Regions from separate parts of the Mus musculus genome. Here all the other regions are linked to region 3. Evidence: chromatin loops called from intact Hi-C (ENCODE). Cell type or tissue: left cerebral cortex. All regions are shown on one strand.

Region 1 (8,000 bases), 92 kb before region 3:
CTCTAAAACAAGGGGAGCTCCTGGCATTGTGGCTAATGAAAGCGAGCCATCTAGCACACCCTGTATAAGAAATCTATGATGTTAAAAAAAAAAAAAAAAAACAAAAAAAAAAAACAAAAAAAAAAAAACCATGTTGGAGAACGATACTTAAAAATGTGGTTCCTTGCTTCCTCTGTTTTTGAGAAAGGTGTTGAACATCCACAGACTAATAATTGTCCCTATACTTGGTTTTCCTCCACCTCTAAGCATTTGCTTGTACATAACTGCTCAAAATAAAGAATATTTTCCCCAAATTTCTCCATTGTAGCATTTAATTGCTATTGCTGTGCAACAAACTACCAAAATTTCAAGGCTAACACATACCTCCTCCTGTTTTTAAGGGTTCACCAACTCCATGGATCAGAACTTTGGTCAGGCACCTACCAGAGGGCTAGAGTGACTTCTAAATGCACCACTGGCCAAAGCAGTCACAATCCCCCTTGCGTTGCACTCCGGGCTTAGGAATGGTAAAGTTGTTCTGTGGAAGAGCACATGGGCTGGGAGGTACCATTACTCACTTTCAGAAAATAAAATGTATGTGGTCAGAAGTTGTAGCCAAAAGAAAAGATGAGTGTTTGCTGCCGGAAGGAGGCTCCTTTCTCTTCCCCACTTTCCTGTTAGCTGACTTAGAGGAAATGACTGGAGGTGGAGGAGCCACAAAGCCAGAATTACACAGCAATGAGCTTGAATGAGCGAGGATTCTTGATCGACATTGAGGACCGCAACGATAAAATCCCATCTTAACTAGTATTCTTTGCATTTTCTGCTGAGCAGTAGGGAGAAACATGATAGAAATACATCTTAGATTATTGGATCTGCAAAACATTTCGGTAGAGAACTTGACTAATACTGTGTTCCATATGGCCTCATGTGAAGACCACATTTTTCTGAGTTTATTTCTTATACACCACACAATTACAATTTAGAAGTATGTTATTTTAAAAAAAACACACACCAGTATTATTATTATGAGGTTAAGAAACTGAACTTGAGAAATGAATTCCCTTATGAAAAAAAAAGATAAATAAACATTGTAAACAAATGGGTAAGAAGCAATTTTTAAAAAATAAAACGAAATGATATTTTTGATTTCTAGGTTTTGGGTTTCGTGAGTCACATATTTTCCTTATGTGTGGGCAGAAAGGTAAGTGAGAACAACTAAGGAAATAAAATAAAACTCAATAAATAAATAAAACTTAAGAATAAAATAAAACTCAAGTGAGTTTGCACTTGGACTGCTTTACAATGAAATGGGCATCGTAGAAAATAAAGTATGCATATTTATACAGCGTTTAATTTGGCAAAAGATAAATTTTTCTGTTTCAAAATTCTCAGAATAGGCTCGTTTTAAAGACAAGGGTTTTCTTTAAAAAGCACAAATGTGTAGTTCTCTTTTCCTTTTTATTGCTATATTCAAATTTTGGAGATTTAATTGAAGTGACGCAAAGTGTCAGGAAAGGTTTTAAAAATAAGCAACAAGAGGCTAATCAGGTAACACACCCTTAGTTGTCTGTCCAGCTGCCCTGACTACCCTGTATCCTGTCTTGAAGGATCAACTAACTTTGTTAAGTGCTACACAATAAATGCGGCCTTTGTCTCAGTAACCAGTAGGAAATGTACTAAGCAGAGTGTGGCAGAGCATCTGTAAGGCAAACCATCACAGCCACGAGGCTAAAAGGCGGAATTAAAGAAAATTTTGTGACAGACAAGTGGCAGCATCTCTTTTATCCAGAAGAGAACCAGTAGGGCTGTGCGACTAACAAAAGACACCACGCACGTTTCTCTTGGGGTTGGATTCTAGGAAAAGGAAAAGCCACCAAGGTGGAGGCTGAAGTTTCAGCAGGAATTGCGCCGCACCAACTCTGCGTGGGACAGGGAGAAAGGTGCGTGGGATTCGCTCAGGGAGCTCAGGTGGAGCGCGCGGCCTCAGCCCCACGCCCCAGGCTCAGGCTGCCTCCACCCTGGGGCCACTTGAGAGGCGGCAGTGCTCCCGCCCGCCGGGTTGCCATGGTTTCCGGGGATCACGTGGGCGCGCGGGCGGAGGCGGGGCGCCGGGCGGGGGGCGGCGCAGCGGCGGCGGGAGCAGGAGCGGGAGGAGCTGGAGATGCTGCCAACCCTCCCCGGGCTGTGCTCGCTCTGCTGCTGCCGCCGCACGGAGCAGCCTCGCCGGGGGCCCAGTGCGCCGCGCTCGCAGCCGGTAGCGCCCGGGGCGCTCGCTCGGGAGCCGCGCAGCCCGAGACCGGACCGCGGATAGGGGGCGAGGGCGGCGTCCAGGCGCCTCGGCGTGCACGGGCAGGATGAGCATCGAGATCCCCGCGGGGCTCACGGAGCTGCTGCAGGGCTTCACGGTGGAGGTGCTGAGGCACCAGCCCGCCGACCTGCTGGAGTTCGCGCTGCAGCACTTCACGCGGCTGCAGCAGGAGAACGAGCGCAAGGGCGCCGCGCGCTTCGGCCATGAGGGCAGGACCTGGGGGGACGCGGGCGCAGCCGCCGGGGGCGGCATCCCCAGTAAGGGTGTCAACTTCGCCGAGGAGCCCATGCGCTCCGACTCCGAGAACGGCGAGGAGGAGGAGGCCGCGGAAGCAGGGGCGTTCAACGGTGAGGACCGGCCCCCTCGCGCCCTGAGCCCCGGCCGCCGCGTCCGCCTCACTCTCGAACCCCGCCTCGCTCTTGAACCCCGGGCTGAGCTCCCCACCTTCCCCGTGCTCTCCACCTTCCCATTACGCCCACCCCCTCAGCACCCATTTCGGTCGCTCCCACTCGCCCACCTTCCTACTCAGCTCTCTTGTCATGCCCTCCCTTTCTCTGGAGGTGGGGAAAGGAGAGGTTGCGCTCCCGCTGCCCCTCTGTCACCTCTCTTTCCGGGGCGATTTAGGGTGGGCATCTTGCTGGATCGTTAACTTTCCCGTGGTTGGAGATGTCTCAGGCTCCGGGAGTACCATTGTGCATGAAGGGCGCTTGGCGGCCTCTTTTCAGCCCTTTAGATTTATTAATGGAGTGTTCTGGGAGAAAGGGCGAAGCATGTAGGACTCAGTGAGAAGAGTGTGAAATCGGACTCGCTGAGGTAAAACAAATTAACGATAATAGCTGTGACATTCTTGGAATACGAATAATTTATTTTCCAGTTTTTCCAATACCATGTGGTGGCGATATTTTTGGACATATAACAAAGGAGCATATTTAGCCTGATACCTAGGGGGTCTTTGGCATGAGGAAATAGGCCAATGATTTTCTTTCTTTAAAAAAAAAGATACAAAACATATATTGAATGATTTTGATGTTCTTTTTAAAGTGTGTGGAAAAAAAAATAACACCATGGGAAGTTCTAAGAGCTTTGTCAGTTGTCTTAATGAAAAGCCAGCCAGCATCTAAGGACCACGCCAGACACTGAAGCTAGAGAGAATGAATGGGAGAGAAAGGGATTGTTTTAAATAGCTGCTTTTGGCGAGTCCCACCCCTTATGCTTCCCACCTCTCCCTGACACACCAGACACACATGCGTGTTTACACAATATGACCAAACCCCAGGTTTTGCAGGAGCCCGGGCTGAAATGCCGTGGTGTGCAAATGGACAAGTATTTTCCTTGGTGGTGTGAGGCGAGCATGCATGCAGCTTTTATTTGTTGATGCTGCTGGTGTGGGATTTGTGTGTCCACAATGCCTTTCACACAGTGAAAACACTAAAGGGCCATTCACTTCATTTCCCTTACGCCCTCCTCCCAGGAAGATTTTCATTCCTTTGTAGAATTAATTATATGTTGAATGGGTTATAAAATTAATGCATTCTTAGCTTGTTTAAAACACACAAACCCTGGATGTTAGTGCTCTGTGAATGTGAAAGATTGCTATTTAGATTTTTAATTTGGGACATTTGGGTGCTTTGAGAATAGGGTAATCATAGTTTTAATTGTTCCCACACCAAATCAGATGCTTGTCTCACTAGGAAGGGGAACTAGACAGCATCTTACACAGATGGTATAGAAAGGACAGTGACGTCTAATACTTGTATGCACACACATTTGTGCACATGCTATGTGTCTGTGGCATGGGGATGCAAGCGCAGGCAAGCAATGCACAATGGAAAAGGGGACTAGTGTCCTGAATGGGAGGCACCAAGGAGAAGGGAGGCTTGGGAGAGCCTCTGTGCTCTTTGGAATACAGTATTAATACAGTCAAACCTAATTATATCTAATTCTCTTGAAGCACTTTGCTTTGGTTTAATTTCTCCTTGCAAGAATGTGTATCTTGCACATTGGAAGAAAGAAGTGCTTTTGTAATTTTTATGAAGCTTTCTATTCCCCAAGTCATCTTTTCTATAAAAATCACTCAAGGTCAGTTGTAATAAATGCTTAACCAGTTGCCTTTTAACATCTCTACCTCCAGGGGTTTTAAAACTTCTTGACTATAACACAATTTGATCTTTATCCAGCAGATGTGTACGGGCATGTGCATAGCCGAAACTTTGGCATTGGTATAACCTCAATTGGGGCAATTCTCTTTTATATTTTTCTAACCCAACACTTTAATTATGTTAGATGTAAAGTGTGTTGAGAATCGGTTTAAAAAAGAACTGTGAGCTACAAAACGCTTGTCAAACTGTTTTTGTGGATGGCCTTTCAGACTTTGTGGGCATCCTATCATCTGGGTCTTCTTCTTTTTAAACAGCCCTTTAAACAAGTACACTCTATGGAGCTTGAATTTGTACAAGGCCATGATGTATCCAAACCTGATCATAGGGAATAAATATATATGTGTGTGGGGGGGTGTGCATGTGTGTGTGTGTGTATATGCACACACAGACACATCAAGATAGAGTCATCATTTATGGAAAGTTTGTGGAATTGACTGAAAACCCACAAACCTATTAAGGTTCTGTCTGTATGCAGGAGAATGCTGAAGAAAACCCAGCAGGCACTGGGCAGTTCTCTTGGCACAGTAGAGAAAGAGTAAGTGTTGGATGACAACAGTCCCTGTGGTACAGCACAGCATTGCAGGATCAATGACTTTACATTTCACATGAAGCTTGAAGCTTGATTCAGAAATATCATGATCTAGTACCCTTCTTAAGGAGCTTTTATGAATAGGTAAGACACAGGCTTGCTTATTTTCTTTTCTTCCTTATTTATTTATTTTTTTCCGGTCAACAAACATCTCTGGTTTCTCTGGTACCCACAGTTCCCTGATCATACTTTGAAAGCCATTAGTCAATGGATCATGATGACCATAATGTGTCTCGTCTTATTAGTGGTTAGAGAAAGGGCTGCTATTTGTTGACATCTGTGGTGTGCTAGGTCCTCCGTGAAAGCCTCCGTTCATCATCTCAGCTGCATGGGGGCTCTAATGAGACTGTCATTTACTTCGTGTTTCACAGCCAGTGTGCTGCAGGTCCAGAGCTGGCACCGGCGGGCCTGACTTCATCCCTGTACTCCTGTGATTCAGGTCTATCTCCAGAAGGGGCTGAGGCACAACCTAACCTGTGCTAGCCCCCTCATGTCAAACTCTCCTTGATTCTTAATGTATTTTCTTTAAGGCTTTGAACAATTAACTCGTTCGAGGTTACATGCAGAACCCAAAGTAGCAAAACCGGGTTTTTTACATCTGTCTGGGTGACCTTGAGGCGCATATCATCAGGAAGTTCTTAAATGAGATTTATTCTGTGGGTTGACTCACTGGTTGGGTGTCCCAGGTTTTTTCCAGTGTTGGTATGGCTTTGCATGGCTGGCTCTTGTCTTATGAGTCACTTTTGTGTAAGTGATTGTATTATAATAGCTTGAGGTTAAAGGCAAGTTTTTGACCATGAAACTGGTACTTGTTAGATTCCTATAAAGACCAAGCCTGTGACCTTGGCCTCCTATAATGTGGTAGTTTAATTAGAAAGCCAGATACCTGTAGTTATTGGAAAAGCGGTCGTCTGATCCATTGTTGCAGTGGTGTGGCCAGAGATGATGCCAGATAGGTAAGGGTGGCCTTTTACTTCCTGCTTGCCTTTCGCATGATCCTTTCATTTGTTGTTAGAGTTCCTGTTTAATCTTCCATGTTCATGGTGTGTGTGTGTGTGTGTGTGTGTGTGTGTGTGACCCGATCCTGGCTTTCAGGTAACCTTAGGTGGTAGAATGCTGGTAGTTTTGGTGACTCTCTCTAGGGAAACTCCCAGAAGCTAGAATGGAGACAGTTTGGCATTTCTTTAGCCTGCCCCATCCTGTCGAGGCATATCCCTTCTCTGCAAGGGTAGTAGTATCCCTTAACTGATGGGTTTATAGTAGGCCAAATCGTTGAATCAATGTTAACTTGGGGTAAAATGAGTGGTAATTAGATAATCATCATTGTTGGATCTAGTGTTGTTCAGAATTTCTCAAGTGATTAAAAACAAAGTAAAAATAGTTCAGGTTACCCTGCTGGATTGACAAGTGGTAAAGAACAAATTACAAAGGGTCACTTGTGGAGCAGACAGTGTGGGATGAAACTTAAGCAATATATAGAACTAGTCTTCTCTGTTGCAGGGGGAAAAGAACTAAAATTAAAAATAGATACACAAGCCAGTAGAGCCTTACACAGCAAGAAGCAAGAATGTCAAAGATGTATGCATACTTGCATGCTCCTCCCCGTGTGTGTGTGTGTGTGTGTGTGTATGTGTGCGCGCGCGCGCGAGAGAGAGAGAAAGACAAACAGACAGACAGACAATACTATGTATGCACTTGCTTCCCAGGTGGCAACTGTGACTTCATTCTCTTAAACATGTGAAGTCTTTGTTGGAAAACCTTATCTCACTTTGATTTTTACAGCTTAAGGGGGTACGAAGAACACACAAGATACAATTAGATCTTTTAAAATTAATTTCATAGGTATGCATAATGCATTCTAATTACTCCGACCATCTCTCTCTCACCCCCATCACCCCCATCAGTCTCTTTCCCACATTTGTCACTTGTGGTTTTGTTTTATAACCCATTTCACTTAAGCAGGGCCATCTGTGGGGGCCTTGGTTAGAACTATGCATTGGAGCTTGATCAGGTCCCCGGGTGGTATACAACCAAAGACAACATCACCCCTTTCTCAATACCAGCTGGTTTAGCAATGGGGGGCGGGGAGGGCTTTTTATGTCTTTAAGGACATGTGAAATTGGAACACTAGACCTCGTGCTCATGGCATGGATTCAGAGAGTAAGGCTATCATGAGAAGAAAGGAGGCATGCAGTTTTGAGCAAGCGTTCTTTACTTCTGATACATGTGAGGACTAAGAAGCTCCCACGGTAGCACCTTAACAGTGGAAGCCTGTCCGAAATGGTTCCTCTGATTTCCTACAAGCCAGATGGTGCAAGCAGGAAAGGGTAGTCTGCTGGCTTCACCAGAGCATGCAAGAACCTTCTCAGCTGGCTCCTTTTACCTGTGGAGTTCACAGTTGCTCTAGGGAATCCCTGTGTGGGCTGACCCTGGCTGGCCTGGAACTCCTGTGTCAATCAGGCTGGCCTGAGCTCAGCCTGTCTCTGCCTCCCAAGTGCTGGGATTACAGGCATGCATGTCAGGCCTGCTTTACTACCTCACTAAGAACCTCTGGTGCCATGTGGCCATCAGAAGATTGGACATGAAGCATCCAGTCATTGGCTTTTGTTTCCTGATGTGTTACCAACAACACATGACAAAAGACATTTATTTTTGGCTTTCCAGTTCTTTTGTACAACAGAGAAAAATTATAACAGCCTTTTAAAATATATCAGATTAATTTTAATTTTCAGTATGTGAATGTTTTGCCTACATCAACATATATGTGCACCATATGAGTGTTTGGTGCCATCAAGGTCAGAAGGCATAGGATTCCATACTGGAGTTACAGATTGTTCCTAGCCACCATGTAAGTGCTAGGAACTGAACCCAGGCCCTCTGGAAAAGCAGCAAGTATACTTAAGCGCCGAGCCATCTCTCCAGCCTCCTAAAAGAGCCTCCTAGTGTATTTTGAAAATTTCAA
Region 2 (8,000 bases), 180 kb before region 3:
ACTAAAGCTCCTTCTCTCTTTCTCATGCTTATTTTTAAGGTCCTTACATGCAATTTCCTACCTTCTCTTTGTCTGACTTCTTGTACTTTATTATTAGCAGATTTTTAAAATAATCAGAGCTTTCTGAAGATCTGAAGCAAATGACTGCAGTATGGCGGGAAGGGACTGACTGAGAGGGCAGATCTGGGGTGGAAGGGTCTATAGTAGAAAAGAATAGAAGGCATGCCTGTCTGTAATCCCAATGCTTAGGAGGTGAAGGCAGGAGGATTATGAGGTTTGAGACTAGCTTGGACTACATAGTAAGACCCTGTTCCAAAAAGCCAAACACAAGCTGGGTGTGGTGGTGCATGCCTATAATTCCAGTACTTGGGAGGTAAAATCGGGAGGATCAGAATTTCAGGATCATCTTTATCGAGAAAGTGAATTGGTGGCCTGCCCTGCCAACAACAGCTAAGGACAGTTGTATGTCTCTCTTTAGTTGGGGTTGTGTTGATAACATTTGTGTCACTGTGACCAAGTGCCTAACAGAAGTAGTTTAAGTGAAAATGGGATTGTTTTAGACTAACGGTTTTTTTGGATTTCCACCCATCCCAGAGGTGAAGTCATGGCAACAGGACAGCTCAACCCAAGGCAACAGGAGCGTATAGCCAGGTCCCTCATATGATGGCTATACCAGGAAGCAATGGAAAGGCCAGAACCAAAGACCTGCTTCCACTGGCCAGATCCTGCCTTCTAAAAGCTCCACAGGTTTCAAAATAAGCCAGAAGCTGAGGGCTAAGCATTCAAAACATAAGCCTGTGGGAGATATTTTAAGATTTAAACCATAAAAGAATTCTATCCTTTTTCCTGTCTTCCACCCAGAATATTTAGATAGTGGTCTGTCCATGGGTTGGAATTTAATATTAAATGGCCTCAGAAAGCTCTTCTAGAAAGTTCGGGCCTGGCTGGCTCTCCATTTCCTAAGACTCAATAATAGATAATGGAGCTATTGCGTGTTATTTTAGTTCAGTAAGAGCTCATCATGTTGAGAGGCTTTCTTTAGAATAGTTCTACTTTGTGCCTCTTTCAGATCTCCGAGCTGATGGGATCCTACTTTCCCTAACATAGAGACATTTTTTTTTCTTTAAAGGAAATTCCATTCTGGCACAGTGATTACTGAACAGCATCTGAAGTGCCGTGGGGGTTAGGGTGATGACTCAGAAACAGCACCCGAGGATCTGAGACACTACTGAGACAAAGGACACAAATGACTTGGAGACAAGACATCGAGAGTATCGTCCATCAGCATCCACAGTTAGATGGTGACTTATCTCCCAAAGCTTGCCTTCTCTGTCTAGTAGTCACTGTAATGACTGCGAATTTTAATAAAATGCAAATATCAACGCCTCCACACATTGTCGGTATGGGTTCCTCCAGTTTCCGGTCTCAGTGAAGAACCCTCTAATGTTCCAGTATTCAAATCTGCTTTCCATGGGTGGAGTGTCCTCTGAGAGCAAGAACAGTGCAAAGCTACAATAAAGAGGAAACTATAAAAAGGAAGCCAGAGACTGGTGATCAAAACTCTTTCCTTAGGGTCTGTCTCTTCCTCCCTCTCCCCCTCCCTCTCTGGAGGCTTCCCCTGCCACCCTGAACCAATAGTTTCTCTCCTTTCCCCAACTCCATCCCTCCTGTGCTTCTCACCCCACCCCCCACGGCATCTTCGACATGAGGCACTGTAAACTGAAATAATCAATCAATGCCTTAGAATGTGTGAGCCCTGTGAGCAAAAGTTCTGTCTGATCTGTTTCTATTCGGAGTCTAGTCTAGAGCCAGCCTGTAGAAACTCTTAGGTGAATGGCCTGTCCCACTTTGGTCACAGCAGGTAGGTACAGTCTTGCTTCCCACTAACCAAATCTTATTTTCTTCCCTCTAACTTTGAGGATCCTTATGTCTAAATCTTGAATCCACTAAGATCTTTCCCAATGCACGCTCCATTTTATCATTCTAGTCTGTTCGTCCTGTCCAGTCTTCTCTCTCCTTGTTTCTGTCGTATTGTTCGTCGGTGTTCACTGTCATTTGTTTCATTCCCTCAACACAGTATTGGTTTCATCAGAGTTGGTCATGTATTGTAACACCCATACCTAATACAATGAATACACATTCTTTTAAAGGTTGAAAGAATGTTCTGGAAGGCTTTGCATTTTTTTTATTAATTTCCATTTGATTGTCCATTATTCAATGCCTGGGGTCAAACTAAATGAAAGATACCCTAGCAGCAACCACACAGTTCTGCCTGTCATGTCTATATCCATATCAGAATTCTTCCTGCTCTCCTTTCCCCACAATGAGACCCGTTCTCCAAATACCCCAGCTCAGGGGTCGTTCTATGGGTAGCCAGGTTTGTCCTGTGAACCATGGCTGAACATTTGAACTAGCAGGGGAAATTTTCTTTGAGGGGTTTTAGAAGATGCTTTCAAGTAAGGACCCTCTTCCCGTGATCTGTGCTTGGATCTGATGGGAAGGGCTTTGGTCATTTCAACTGACAGCCATTCATTCTCTTATGAAGACCTGCCGTCTGAGCAATTCACCTTCAGCCTTCAGAAGACAGAGGAATACTTATGCTCTCCAGGACAGACTCTCCTGTAGTCCTCCTGGTATGCTCTCATATTTGAACCTTTACATTCTTACACTTATTTTGCCTTTATTAAAGTTAATATTTTTTACTTCTAGTAGTTCTTTGTATTGTCAATGCAAGTGTCTCCAGAGCCTTTAGCCCATTTTACATGGACCTGTGGCAGTACAGTTATCTCTATCTGGCATACAGTAGGTGCTTAATGTTCCCTTTTCTTTTCCTTTCTTTCTTTCTCTCTCTCTCTCTTTCTTTCTTTCTTTCTTTCTTTCTTTCTTTCTTTTTCTTCCTTCCTTTCTCCCTTTCCTCCCTCCCTCCTCCCCTTCTTTCTCTCTTTCTCTCTCTCTCTCTTTCTTTCTTTCTTTCTTTCTTTCTTTCCTTCCTTCCTTCCTTCCTTCCTTCCTTCTTTTTCTTTCCTTCTTTCTTCCCTTTTTAAGAGAAGGTTTGTCTAGGTGTCCCTGACTATTCTGGAACTCTCTCTGTTGACCAGGCTGGCCTGGAACTCAAAGACTTGCCTGCCTTTGTCCCCCAAGTTCTGGGATTAAAGGCATGTGCCACCAACCCACCTGGAAGTCCTTGGTATACTAGTTCTGTGATGCACTGGTAAATGTTTGTTTTATGAGTAATATTGACAAACATGTATGATTTTTGTCACTAATGCATTCTTATCTGAGTGATGAAAATTACCAGTAAGTTACAAAGCTCTTCGTTTGAGTTTATTATTTTAATGGGTTCTCTTTTTCTAGGTGCCTTTTAAATGACTTTTCCTCTCTGTTTTGTCGGTTCCCTGAGAGTTCTCCTTGCAGGTATGCCAGCGTCTCTGTCATGGTCTGTGGAGTGCCTTTGTGGGCGTCAGCAGTTGCACTTGCAGAGTCCAACCCCCAGGGGTCAGAGTTAACAAACTAGAAGTGGCTTGGACGAGTTGGCACCCACTCCCCAGCCCTCAGCTCTCTTTCTTGGAGGAGCAAGCAGTCTCTTCCCATCCAGGAGAGAATGTGGCTTTTCCTCTTTACCTAGTGATGTAAAAATGGCTCTGGATGGCCAAATTAGAAGGTAATGCTGAGCTTCTGGTGAGCCAGTTGTAGAGCCTTTTGTACAGGAGACTGCTCCTGGCTTGACAGTTTTGACATTATCTGTTTAAAGACCTTCCTAATCCTATAGCAAGAAAGTTCTTTGCTGATGTTCTAGCTTAGACCAAGCAGGTCCTATGTTCACAATCCTAATGTGCATTGCTATAGAACTAAATCATTCTTTTTTTTTTTTAAAAAAACTGATCAAACTCTCTTCAGAAAATCAATTTTTACAGAAGTACATTTGTATCTGATTTCAGCTCAGAATTATAGTAAAGGCCAAAATAATACATAATAAGATCTAATTATTGCTGGGGAATGGCTCAGTGGGTAAAGTGCTTACCGTGAAAACATAAAGACTGAGTTCAGGCCCAGAATAAGTGCAAGGTGGGGTAGCACATACTTGCAATTTCGGCATGGTGGGAGGCAGAGGCAGGTGTTTCCTATGGGTCTGGTGGCCAATCAGTCTAACTGAAACAGTTAACTTCGTGAGAGCCTGTCTCAAAAAAAAAAAGGTGCAGACTTTTAGATGTTAATTTCTTCCACATGTGTCACATAAGATATCTCACGCCCTTCCCTGTATTCACACAGGCGCGCACTCACATTTGTCTGTGTGTGTGTGCATATGTGTGTGTATGTGCATGTGTGTGTCCAAACACACAAATGCTTACAGTATTAAATGTCCAAATTAATATCATCTCCCACATCCTCAGAAGAACTTTCCTATTAGAAAGTTATTTCTTCAGATTGGAGTGAATATTACCTCCTTAAGGAACAAACAAATGTCTCAGAGTTTTCTATAATCCAATTGGCTTCAGTTTTACCCGGCGGAAGGACATATACAAAAGCAAAAGCCACCACTATGGTAATGGACAATCATGAAGACTAGAGGAATTCCAACTCCCAGCAATCCCTCTGTCAGCCTAGCACAGCTTCCACCATGCAGATCATTCATCTAAGCCCTCCGCAGTCTATTCTGAAGACATAACTTCCTAAAACTCTCCTTCTGAAATCTTACTGCCATTGCATTCTTCAAGATAACAAACAATGCTTGACATTATTCTCAGCCAACTCAAAGGAAGTGCCTACCTTCCCTTGTTAGAGACGTGGAGTCCTTGTGCTTACAGATAAGCACTAGGGGACCCTGGAGGGGACCCTGGAGTGATAAGCACACAGGGTTGTTCCTTCAAAGGAAGGATGCATAACCTGATATCATCCAGAAGGCTGGGAGCAGAGGTGGTGAATAGGCTGGAGATGTTGGTGCTATCTGTGTGGCCAGATCACACAGACTCCCAACCAACAGCGGCTACTGAATACTGTTAAATGGAACCAAACTGCCTTCCTGCCTTCCGTGGATGTCTTGTAGACACAAACCATCCCGAATCCCCTCCATTCCCTCCACCCCCTCCACTCCACGCCTACACTCTTTTCCTTCTGCACAGTGGGAGACTTCACTCTTCTAAGCACACAGCTTCTCGGACGTCCTCTAGGGCAAGCTGTTCTGTATTTTGGAGGGCTGGTATTATAGGAGGGCAGAATTCTTCCGTCCCTCTTTCCAAGTCATTAACTAATCCTCCCCTTAGTCCCTCACTGTCATTCTCACCTCTGACCTCACTACACATCCACTGTAAAGTCAGCCACTTGGGTCACTATGTCCCAGCCCCTAGGACTTTCATCTCTACATTACCCACTTTTGTCACCATGCCTTGACCTCTTCTGACCACAAGCTGAGTTGAATTCATCACTTCCCTGAATTGCTGTACTTCTGAAACTGTATATACTCCAAAACTCCCTCATCCCCACATCTTGTTCCTCCAGATGTCAATACAGGTGTCATCCAATCAGACAGCAGCCGCCAGCTGGATCCCACCTGCTCCCTAACCCATCAAAATTAGTCTGTGTGCCTCTGCTGTCATTTTTCATCCTAGACTCTGCTCAGTCAACTCAATTCTTTGCCTCTGACCTGTTTCCTTGTATCCAATTCCTCACCCATTCCTGCTCCTCCCCTTCCTTCTCTCAACTCTTCCTCCTTCTGTCTTTACATCACATTTTCTTCCTGAGTGACCTCATCTACTCTCACAGTTCTGACTGCCACTAATAAACGGATGCTTTCTAAATGTCCATCTCCAGCCAGAGTGGTCCTGTAAATCCCAGAGCCACATAACTGTCTACTGGGCATTCCAAAAAGTGTTTCAAACTCAACTTGTCAAAACTGACTTACTCATCAGTCCTCTGCAGTGGGAGTGGGAAATGTGATCTTCCTCTAGTGTCCTTCGAGGGAGTGAATGGCACATCATCTCCATAATGTCTCTAAGGAAAACGGGTGGTCCTTCATGCTTTTCTTTCCTCTAGCCCCATGTGTTCTTCTCAGTTTGGCCAGTTGTACTTATTCCCAAGTATCTAAGGAACACAATCTATGAGCCTGATTCAAATCTTACATGATTACAGTTGTTGGTTGTAAACAGAAACTAGATCTCAATATTTTGGAATGTGTGTGTGTGTGTGTGTGTTCAAAGGCACACAGGCAGTTCCTTTGGAAAAACAGGAACCAGTGGCTTACAGATATAAGAAACCAAAGGAGCACCACTAACTAAGTCAGCTTCTGAAACTTGTACCTCATAAGCAATCTGCCACAGTCACCTTGGCAAGACACTCTAAATACAGTAGCCAGTAACCTCTTTTTATAAAATAGAAATCCAGTTTTATCTCTGTCCTTAAAACTCTTCACTGGATAATCAGAGTTTTCAGAATAAAACCCCTAAATCTTCAACATTCATGAACTAGCACCTGTTGACCCAACCTTTGCCCATTCATCGCCTCTCCTCCTACCTTATACCTTATACTAGCTAGGGCCCATTGAACTGAGTTCAGTTCTCCAAATGTGTAAATTCCCTATCTCCATACTTTGGTGTTTCTACCAATAACAGCAGTAAAACACAACCAAGATGGTTTAAGTGAAGAAGTACATTCAAAGGCATGGGAAGTGCAGAGTGGGATAAGAAAAGAAAGAAAGAAAGAAAGAAAGAAAGAAAGAAAGAAAGAAAGAAAGAGAGAGAGAGAGAGAGAGAGGGGGGGGAGGGAGGGAGGGAGGGAGGGAGGGAGGGAGGAAGAGAAGAGAAGAGAAGAGAAGAGAAGAGAAGAGAAGAGAAGAGAAGAGAAGAGAAGAGAAGAGAAGAGAAGAGAAGGTACACACAGTTCTCACAGGCCAGAAATGATGGTAAGTGACTACTGTCGAAGGCTGAAGGGGCAAAAGGAGAAAGTCCTGACAACAGAAGATCTGGTCTCCTAGACAGGAAGGCCCATCATTAGCACTTACTGTTGGGATGCAACTACTCCAGGACCAGGCTGCCCACCCCCACCCTGTATCCTCTCCATCTTGTCCAGTGTTCCTTCACAGGATCTCTCAGTCTGTTTAGTAGTGGAGTCATGTGTGTGACTTCTACATAATCAAAGTCTTTCCCTATGTTACCATCCCGATGCACACACACAGTATCTGGCACAGATGGCTGCCTAACTGATTTTTAAGATCATTTAAAATTACTTTTACATTTTGCTGTGTAGACTCTGAAGTCAATACACTCAGAGTCAATGTAAGAAAAGTGGGGTGTTTCAGGTAGCGCTTGTGGAGGTAATTTTAAATATAATTTTTAATGTTAGTTTATTTTTCTATGTATGTGTGTGAATGTGTGTGCACCACATGCAGGAGCCCATGGAGGCCAAAAAAGGGCACATTAGACACCATAGAAGTAGGGTTACCAGTGGTTATGAGGGACCACATGGCTACTGGGAACCTAACACAGGCTCCTCAGCAAGAACAGCCTGTGCTCTTAACCACTGAGCCATTTCTTCAGCCTCAGAGCTATTTATTGAGAGAAGAAAGCTACCACTGTGTTAGGTTCTGTCTGACTAGAAATCTCTCCCCCAAGAAAACCAGCTATATCCAGTTACAACGTAGACAGCAGTTTCCCTGACTTTTCACAGAAACCAGGGAGAACTCTATTACATAAGCCAGAAGGTGAGGGGTAGCATCTGCCTTCTCACTAGACAGATGAGAGTCCCAAAACAGGAAGCTGGCTGGAGGGAAGAAGATGGGGAAACAAAGCTTCACTGAGAATGACCAGGTGTCCCTTGGCCCCACAGCTGGCGTATGGAAATGGTGGTGACATGTCCCATAAGAAAAAAAGTAGGTTTGCCCTCTAAGAGTAAAGTTAAGCCAAGACATAAGACAAGGAAAGCTGCCAGCTCTGAGACCTATACAATATGACTGCAATCTAATGTCTTAAACTACACGTCTTGGGGGCCTAGGGAGATGGCTAAGTGGT
Region 3 (8,000 bases):
ACACACAGATCCCCAAAGCTCATGGGCTAGCCGGTCTGGCCAATCAGTGAGCTTGAGGTTCAGTGAGAGACCTTGTTTCCGAGATGGAGAGCAACCCAGGAAAGACATCTCACATCAGTCTCTGGCCTCTATATGCACATGTGCATCGTGCACAAGCATCCGATCACACATACGCACATACCCTCAACTAACAAGTATGAATACTGTACCACACACACATAGACACACACACACACACATCCACAGCCTTTTTCTCAACTAGATCTCTGAAGTAAGTAGTGTAGTCTGTAAACCAGTGATTTTCAGAGTGACCAACTGAAAGTCACAACTGGGAACTTCTTAGAAACATCCCAGGCATCCCAAGAGCTCCTGCACCAAGAACTCTGGAAACGGGGCACAGCAAGCCTATACTGGCAGGAGCCTTCCATGTGATTCTGATGTGTGCTGCACTTTGAAAAAGCATGGGAAAAGAGCGAAGGAAGCAAGCAAGCAAACAACAACAACAAACAAACCAGTTCTCTTGGTAGTGGTATTCAATGATTGGCATTGTAGAGTAAAATACCTGTTCTTTTCATTTCCGATACTGGAAAAAAAGTCTTGCCGGGATTCTACACAAATCTGACCATTGTCTTTGGGTGGGACATGGATGCTAGGATGGACTGAGCATTCCTAATCCAGAAACTCAAAGCTTGAAATGCCCCCAATCCAGAACTTTTTTGAGCACCAACATGATTCCACAACTATAAAATTCTATACCTCCCCTACTATTACAGGTCAGTCAAAATGCAAGGCGTATTACACTTCTTATACTTTACCTTTAGACCATGTATATGAGATATATATGAACTATGAAGTTCATGTTTAGACCTGAAACATGCTCCCAAGCTTCTTCGTTAGGATTTCTCAGGATCTGGGCAGTTGGGAGTGGGGAGGAGGGGGGAGAGTGGGCGGTGGGTAGGTGGGGGGTGGTCTCAGGTATTTCAGACAGGAGATTCTCAGGCTGTATCTTTAAATAAAGTCTGAATGGTAGAAATTCTGTTAAGTGTTGGTTCACAGACATTTTTGGCTGAGGCGCTAGAGGAGCTGTGTGGGTTCTTTCACCAGGTAGCAGAACGCAGAGCTGAAGGGCTAACAGCTCACTCTGGCTTTAAGGTGGGGTTCTCAGTCTTTGTTTGGTAAGCTTGCAGACCCCCCTGGGAACCCACTTACCTAAACCCTGCAGATTGCACATGTGGGATCTCAGGTGAGCCTGGACTTGTTTGGAGTCAGCTCCCAGGAGGTGTCCACACTGCCTGGCGTCACACGTCACCTCAGGCCACCCGGACGATTGTTTGGGACACCAAACAGTACATCCCGTGTTCATGAAACGCAGGTGTTAGGTTTCCCCCTCAGCTCTTTGTAGAAGAGGTTGTAACTGTCCGGTTCCAGAGGGTTGCTGAGTTACAGAGTGTACCATTCATCTCAGCCTTTGACTCATAAAACATCTCCCTCGAAAGAAAAAAACAAGATACTTCAAGCTTCTTTTTTATTGGAGCCAAGTAGTCATTGTATGCCTATTAAATGAGTCATTTTTATAAGTTATGGGATTGAAAAAAATGGAGATTCTTTCACGTAGAAAGAACCACACCCCCGAGTATGTTAAGGATGCCTTAAAACTGACAGAGGAGCCGCATCGGAGCAGACATCTCTGTGCAGGAAGGACTCAGAGTGTGGGGTGGGAGGGGTGTGGGGCCAATCTTGTTTCCATCATGACTTGCTTGATACAGAAGGGGTACCCTAAAAGTCCCACTGGAGTTGCCAGTCAGGGTGTCAAAGAATAATTAGGTGTCTTCACACATCCTTAGTTCAAGATCACATATTTTCAGATTGCCCCCCAAGCCTGGATGGTTTCAGCCCTGATGCTAATGGTAACCAAGGTACAAGGGCTCGGAGTTTTTGTGTGCACAGTTCTTAAACTTCTAAGAAAAATTTCAGAGATTTCTTTTGGTGCTTTATCCATGTTATTGACATTTATAAACAGTGATAGTTTTTGAGGCATGCATAAGTGCAATATCTTGAAAATTATAATGAGCATACTTTCATCATATTTGAAACTTGCTTTTTAAGAATAATTTGTATACCCAGTCACTTCTAGGGGAAGTTGAGGCAGAGTGGAAATGTTAGAATCCCACAGCCTGCAGCCTGCCCAGTGGTTGTAAGTGCTGGTGTAAAGAGAAGCAGTTGGCAGAGAGGAATCTTCATCTTAGAGCCTCACTCTGGAAATAGCACCCTGCAGCTCTTAGCCCTGAGAGATTAGCTGAAGTCGTGGCCACACCAGTGACTCAGAAAGGCCATTGTGGAGGTGACTGGGAATAAAGCTTTTGAAATTGGGCTTCCTGGATTTGTTCAGTCACAGTGGTTTGTGAAATGGCAGGCAGTTAATAGACAATTCTTCCTGAGATACACAATTCATGATTTATTTCTAAATGGCTAAACTATTTCAGGCCTTCTCTGTTTTAACAACAACAAAGGTCTGTCTTTAAAATGTACCTGCTTCCCAAATCTGACTGTATATGACAATCACATGGGACACTTTTATAGATATAAATTATTTCATCAGACATGTAGCGATTTTGATTAACCAACGTCTTTAGTTTTAAAAATTATCTCAGCAAGTTCTGAGACAGGCTTCAAAAGAACTCAGTATTTTTGTGAATTAACTCATAAAATTTAGAAATATGCTTTATTATATTTACTTTTTATTTTGTGTACTGGGGGACCCAGATGTAGAGGTCACTTGTGCCCTGCTGACTGAAGGCAGGCCATTAGGCTTGACAGCTGGCGCCAAAGCACAGCTGGCATCTAAACCAACTCTGGAAACAAGATGTTTAACTTCCTAGTGTCTCATTCTGCCTGGCTGTTAGCACAAGCCACCAAAGATGGCGCAGGCATCGACATCTCACTGATCTGGGGGTTGAGAACTCTTAAGATTCAGGCACAAGAACTTTGGTGCCTGGAAGAGGGCCAGCTCTTAGATGTCCTCATTAGTGGGAGGGGCAAGGCAGTTCTCAAGGGTCTTTTATGAGAATTATCTAATTCTATGACAACTCCACACTCGTGGCCTAATCACCTATTAAGGCCTACTCCAAGGACCATGCTGAGGGTTAGGATTGCAACACACGGACTTGAGGATGGACACATTCAGTTCACCATGGCTAGAGTTATATCTGTCGTATATTGGCATAACAAAGTATTGATTAAGTAATATCCAGTTTTAATTTTACTAAAATGGTATCATTATTCACTGGTGTATGCCAAACTATGTGATTATGGGATATTTACATAAGAATGAAAACATCTTATGAGAATTTCTGGAACATAGCTTTATGAGATGCTTTGTGTAAACATTTTTGTCATTCCTAAATTAAGTTCTGCATTTTCTGAGATCATAAAAATATGAAACAATTAGACTGTAAACGTGGTAAATTCTGGGAAAAGACCTCAGCCAAGAATACTGTTTGCTTGTACTTTCACATTTTCAAAAGGAAAATTATGATATTATATGGGTATAAAAAAGAGCCTAATAAAGAATGAATTCTTTCTGGATTAATTCTTTTCACAGTAGTGTTTCTTGTAGATTTCGTTTCCATGCATGTATACTTCAAGAACATGGGAGCCAGTACCTTTATTTCTGTGTCTTTATGTCTTACTGAAGTAGATATTTAAGAAAATAATACTACAAAGAATACACTCCCAGACTGAGTCTGTCCTATTTCGTTTTTTATATAAAAATTCAGATCTTGTCCTGTCTACTTAATTGAATTTGTTACCCTGCCATCTACAGGGAGGCAACGGTACTGGGATTTTTTTTTTTTTATAGGGTGACAGTGCCTCCTTGTGGACTCTGTCTGAATCAGTGGTTTCACCCTTTAATATCATGCTTTAGGTTGTAGTGATCCCTAATCCTAACATGATTTTGTTGGTACTTCATAACTATAATTTGCTACTGTTATGAATCATAATGTAAATATCTCATATGCATCCCCTGTGAAAGGGTTGTTCAAACCCCCAAAGGGGTTGTGGCCCACAGGTTGAGAATCACTGGTCTAAATGCTACTTTTTCTAAGAAAAAAGAAAGAAAATTTTATATGGTTTTATAGCAAATTTTGTGTCTAAAGAAATAAAAATATGTAATTTTTTATTAGTTGATTATAATTATGCTATAATCTTTTACTTCTGAAGTCTTTAGTTACTGTGTATGCCTTGTAGGGATTCCTTGTTCCAACGGTAACTCCGTTTGTATTTGCTGTGCTCTCTTTAGGACAGGGTGACCTTCAGGAGAATAATTGTAAAAAACAATGCCAAAAAGAGGAAGATGTACGAGAGCTTTATCGAGTCCCTGCCGTTCCTCAAGTCTCTAGAGGTGAGCTGAGCTGTCACTCTGCTGTGCTGGCTGCTTTGCTAGGAAGCACTCGTGTCCTGAAAAGTTCTTGTGACCGTCTTGTGAGGCTAGCCATGCTGGGAACCTGAGTTTAATCCCCATATGAAGGTGGGAAATGTCTCCTGATCTCCACACAGAGTGTGTGTTATAGTACCCTAAGAAATAACGATAATGAAGGTGGTAATAACGATAACAAGAGTTTTAAAGTATATTATATTTTACTATGAAAAGAACAGATGGCGATATAAGATTTTTACTGCTATTTCTTTTACTACATGTAACAACATTTTATCCTGCTTTTTGGAAATAAGGCTCTTTTTTGGACTTTATAGCAAGTCTACAGGAGCTGTTTATCAGATAACAAGTGTAAGCAGGTCAGCATCCACTCGGTTTTCTCCCCACTAGCACTCATGTGTCGAAAATCATCTCTACCCTGTCTTCAGAATATCTTCAGCATCCAATCATTTTGTTAACTTCACCAGCCCCACCTTCTGTCCGTATCTTCATTGCCTCCTGTATGACTTTTATCAGCCACCTACAGAAGAATCCTTTTAAGTTCCAGATCAGGGCAGTCTTGCTAACAACCTTCCCAGGACAGGATAACTTTGAAGAAGGCCACCGAGGTCCCTTGTCTGTACCTCTCAGACAACTTTGCTAACTGCTGCACTTCCACCCTGCCATAGACATTAGCTTCCTGCTGTTGCATACGCATGCCAGCCCTCCCTTCAGATCTATGCATGTGCTGTCTGCCTAGGACAGCCTCCCCCACAACTCCATGGCTTCTCCATGAATCTCCTTCATTTCTTAGCTCAAATGCCTCCTCAGTGAGACCACCTGTTTCTTATCTTTGAAGGTTCATGAAAGAACCGTTACCTTACAAATTCGGCTCTGCCAAAATTCATTGTGAAAGTGCTTTTCTAGACATTTTATAATAGATAAAGCCTCATATTTGAACTCTCTTGAAAGCGATTATAGAGAACTAGGTACATGTTCCCATGGTGTCGTAAAATAGCAAATGTTGGCGTGGTCGTGTCTCTGTGAGTCGCCGGTTTATGCCTGGGAGAAACTTGGCCATGTTGTGGAATGCGCAGACAGCTGATCTTCTTTAGAAACTCCTGTCCTCAAATAGAATGTATCAGGGAGGTAATCCAGTCAGATAGAGCCATGTGACGTGACAGAAAGCAACCCAGGAAGGGACTTTGGCAAATCGGAGAACATGTGCTCCCTCTAAGGGAACAGCTGCCATTCCACCATAGCTTTACTGCTGCCATATGGAAATTTGGGCTGGGGGTTGGCTGAGTCTTCTGGTATTTTACAGGAAACTAGAAATACGATTTTGTCTACTTCAGGATTCTAGCAGTTAATGTAGCAACTACACAAGGGAAAACAGTTGGGTTTATTTAACTATGTAGGCCGTCCCTTGTAAACATGTAAACCAGGTAAGGCTACGTGATTGGTCGGTGTATTATCAGGCTTCCCCAGAGGAACAGAGTTTATATCATACATACATGCATGCCTGCCACTTATTAGAGTGGCTTATAGGCTGTGCTCCCACAAGTCCAACAAAGCCTGTCTCCTAATGGAAAGTGCAAGAATCCAATAGTCCACTAGGATGGGTATCTCAGCTGGTCTTGAGTATACTCTAGAATCCTGAAGAAGTAGGCTCTAATGCCAGGCTGGGAATGGACTTGCTAGTGTGAGAGAGTGAAGGCAAGCAGGCAGAGGGAGCAAGAGCTTCCTTCTTGCACGCCCTTTATTTAGGCTGCAGCAGAAGCTGTGGCCCGGGTGAAAGGTGGATCTTCCCAGCTCAAAAACTGGATTAAAGATGCATCCTTCCACCTTAAAAATCTGGATTAAAAACGGGTTTTCCCATTTCAAGTGACATAAGGGAAAATAATCCCTCCCAGGTGTTTCCAGCCTCTTGGGTTTTAGTTAATTCCAGATGTAGTTAAGCTATAACCAGAAATAGACACCACAGTCTCTAACACGGTGCTCTTCTTTGTAGGTTTCTGAACGCCTGAAGGTGGTGGATGTGATTGGCACCAAAGTTTACAATGATGGAGAGCAGATCATTGCTCAGGTACGGTACTGAGCTGCCATTCCTTTAGGCTTACATTCCAGAAGGTTCAACTTTGTTTTCATAATTGGTACGCAGTATTAGATTAAATGAATATTTCTTCCACCAGACAACTTATCAAAAATGCTTTTGCAGCTGGTAAGTAATCTGGATGTTTTTGTTTATATAATTTATTTCTAATGACTGTGCATTAAACCATTACCTAGCTGAGTAGTTTGCAGTTTGTAACATGAAATCCGCATGTATAGTGGGAGTAAGATGTCTTGTGTAAGAGGGAAAAGTGGGGGCTATTCCATGAAATTACCAAGAACCCAGGTCCACAGGCAGATGAGTTTTGCGTGATTAGCTCTTGAGATCTGCTTCCAGATAACACTCACCAGAAGGAGTTCACATTGTACCATGTGCAAGCACTGAATGCATTAATAAGAATCCCCTCTAACCCTCATGTTTTTCTGAACTCCCAGTGGGCGCCAGTTGTATTACAGTACCTGCTAGCCAGAGAGCTCGTAGAAAGTAGGCTGTATAGACAGTTGAAGGGTGCGCATGAATGAGTGGGTTTCTAACGAGAGTTCATGCAAAAACCAGGAATACTGGGGGTGTACGTAGAGAAGGCGCCTTTCGTTCCCAGCAGTCTTTTCAGAGCCGGAAGTACACTGTCATAGACTGACATGTCAGCTTGGTGCCTGAAGGCCGTAAAAGCTCATCTATTGCTTCCGAAAGCTCCCAGTTGCTTTTGCTCCTGGCAAGTCTCTGTGCTAGTGCTAGTTGCCTTGGGTGGACACAGTGCTACTTTCCTAGGATTGCGGAATGACTGACGTAGCCTGCTGGTGGGAGGGGCTGCTGGGACACACAGCAGGGAACACAGAATGACTGACATAGCCTGCTGGTGGGAGGGGCTCCTGGGACACACAGCATCTGCTATCCTTTCTTGTAAACTGCTCAGCACAAAATTTTGAGGTTACTTGCCATATTTTCTGGTAGAGAATGTATTATTTCGAATGCCTAAGAAGTTACTGTAGAATTATCGTAACCTCAGGATGTAGTCTGGTCTATGACTTCACTTTACGGACTGGAACCTGTAGGCTGGCTTCAAAGGCATGATTTCAGAGATGCTGTGGAACTTGAACATTCACCCTGCATTTTTGTTTTAATAGGGAGATTTGGCAGACTCTTTCTTCATTGTAGAATCTGGAGAAGTGAAAATTACTATGAAAAGAAAGGTAAACAGCCCCCAAATTCCTCATATCCACAAGGAAAATATGGATTTTTTTTTTTAAAAAAGAACGATCTCAGACTTCAATGTAACTGACTTGTTGGCTCCTTAGGGACACTATGCCCCTCCTTAGAATTGGGAACAAAACACCCATGGAAGGAGTTACAGAGACAAAGTTTGAAGCTGAGATGAAAGGATGGACCATGTAGAGACTGCCATATCCAGGGATCCACCCCATAATCAGCATCCAAACGCTGACACCATTGCATACACTAGCAAGATTTTATTGA

The links. Peaks named below come from ENCODE experiments on the same cell type or tissue, not always from the same donor. Only the 100,000 strongest peaks of a DNase experiment are listed, where the experiment ranks them.
Region 1: it touches region 3 in a loop (3-fold over the local background); 12 of 42 quality-filtered maps call a loop at or near these places.
Region 2: it touches region 3 in a loop (10-fold over the local background); 38 of 42 quality-filtered maps call a loop at or near these places.

The regions. Positions count from the first base shown.
Region 1 is chr12:32,055,419-32,063,418 of GRCm38, reverse strand. It overlaps Prkar2b (protein kinase, cAMP dependent regulatory, type II beta), which reads left to right and starts at 2,142. Exons shown (of 11, transcript NM_011158.4): 1 at 2,142-2,637. The coding sequence starts at 2,337. Gm51992 (a long non-coding RNA gene) reads left to right here. Exons shown (of 3, transcript XR_003950224.1): 2 at 381-506; 3 at 1,136-1,200. In left cerebral cortex, a CTCF peak has its summit at 5,004; DNase peaks (open chromatin) are centred at 3,526, 4,038, 4,933, 5,751 and 3 more places; H3K4me3 peaks cover 4,016 bases; H3K27ac peaks cover 2,208 bases.
Region 2 is chr12:32,140,212-32,148,211 of GRCm38, reverse strand. Gm40374 (a long non-coding RNA gene) reads right to left here and starts at 4,845. Exons shown (of 3, transcript XR_872664.1): 1 at 4,768-4,845; 2 at 4,022-4,174. In left cerebral cortex, a CTCF peak has its summit at 3,471; DNase peaks (open chromatin) are centred at 1,150 and 3,491.
Region 3 is chr12:31,963,615-31,971,614 of GRCm38, reverse strand. It overlaps Prkar2b (protein kinase, cAMP dependent regulatory, type II beta), which reads left to right. Exons shown (of 11, transcript NM_011158.4): 7 at 4,301-4,402; 8 at 6,426-6,500; 9 at 7,652-7,717. Among named protein-coding and RNA genes, the nearest start is that of Hbp1, 17 kb to the right of the region's middle. In left cerebral cortex, CTCF peaks have their summits at 3,653, 3,855 (motif pointing left) and 6,951; DNase peaks (open chromatin) are centred at 5,559, 6,001, 7,090, 7,322 and 2 more places.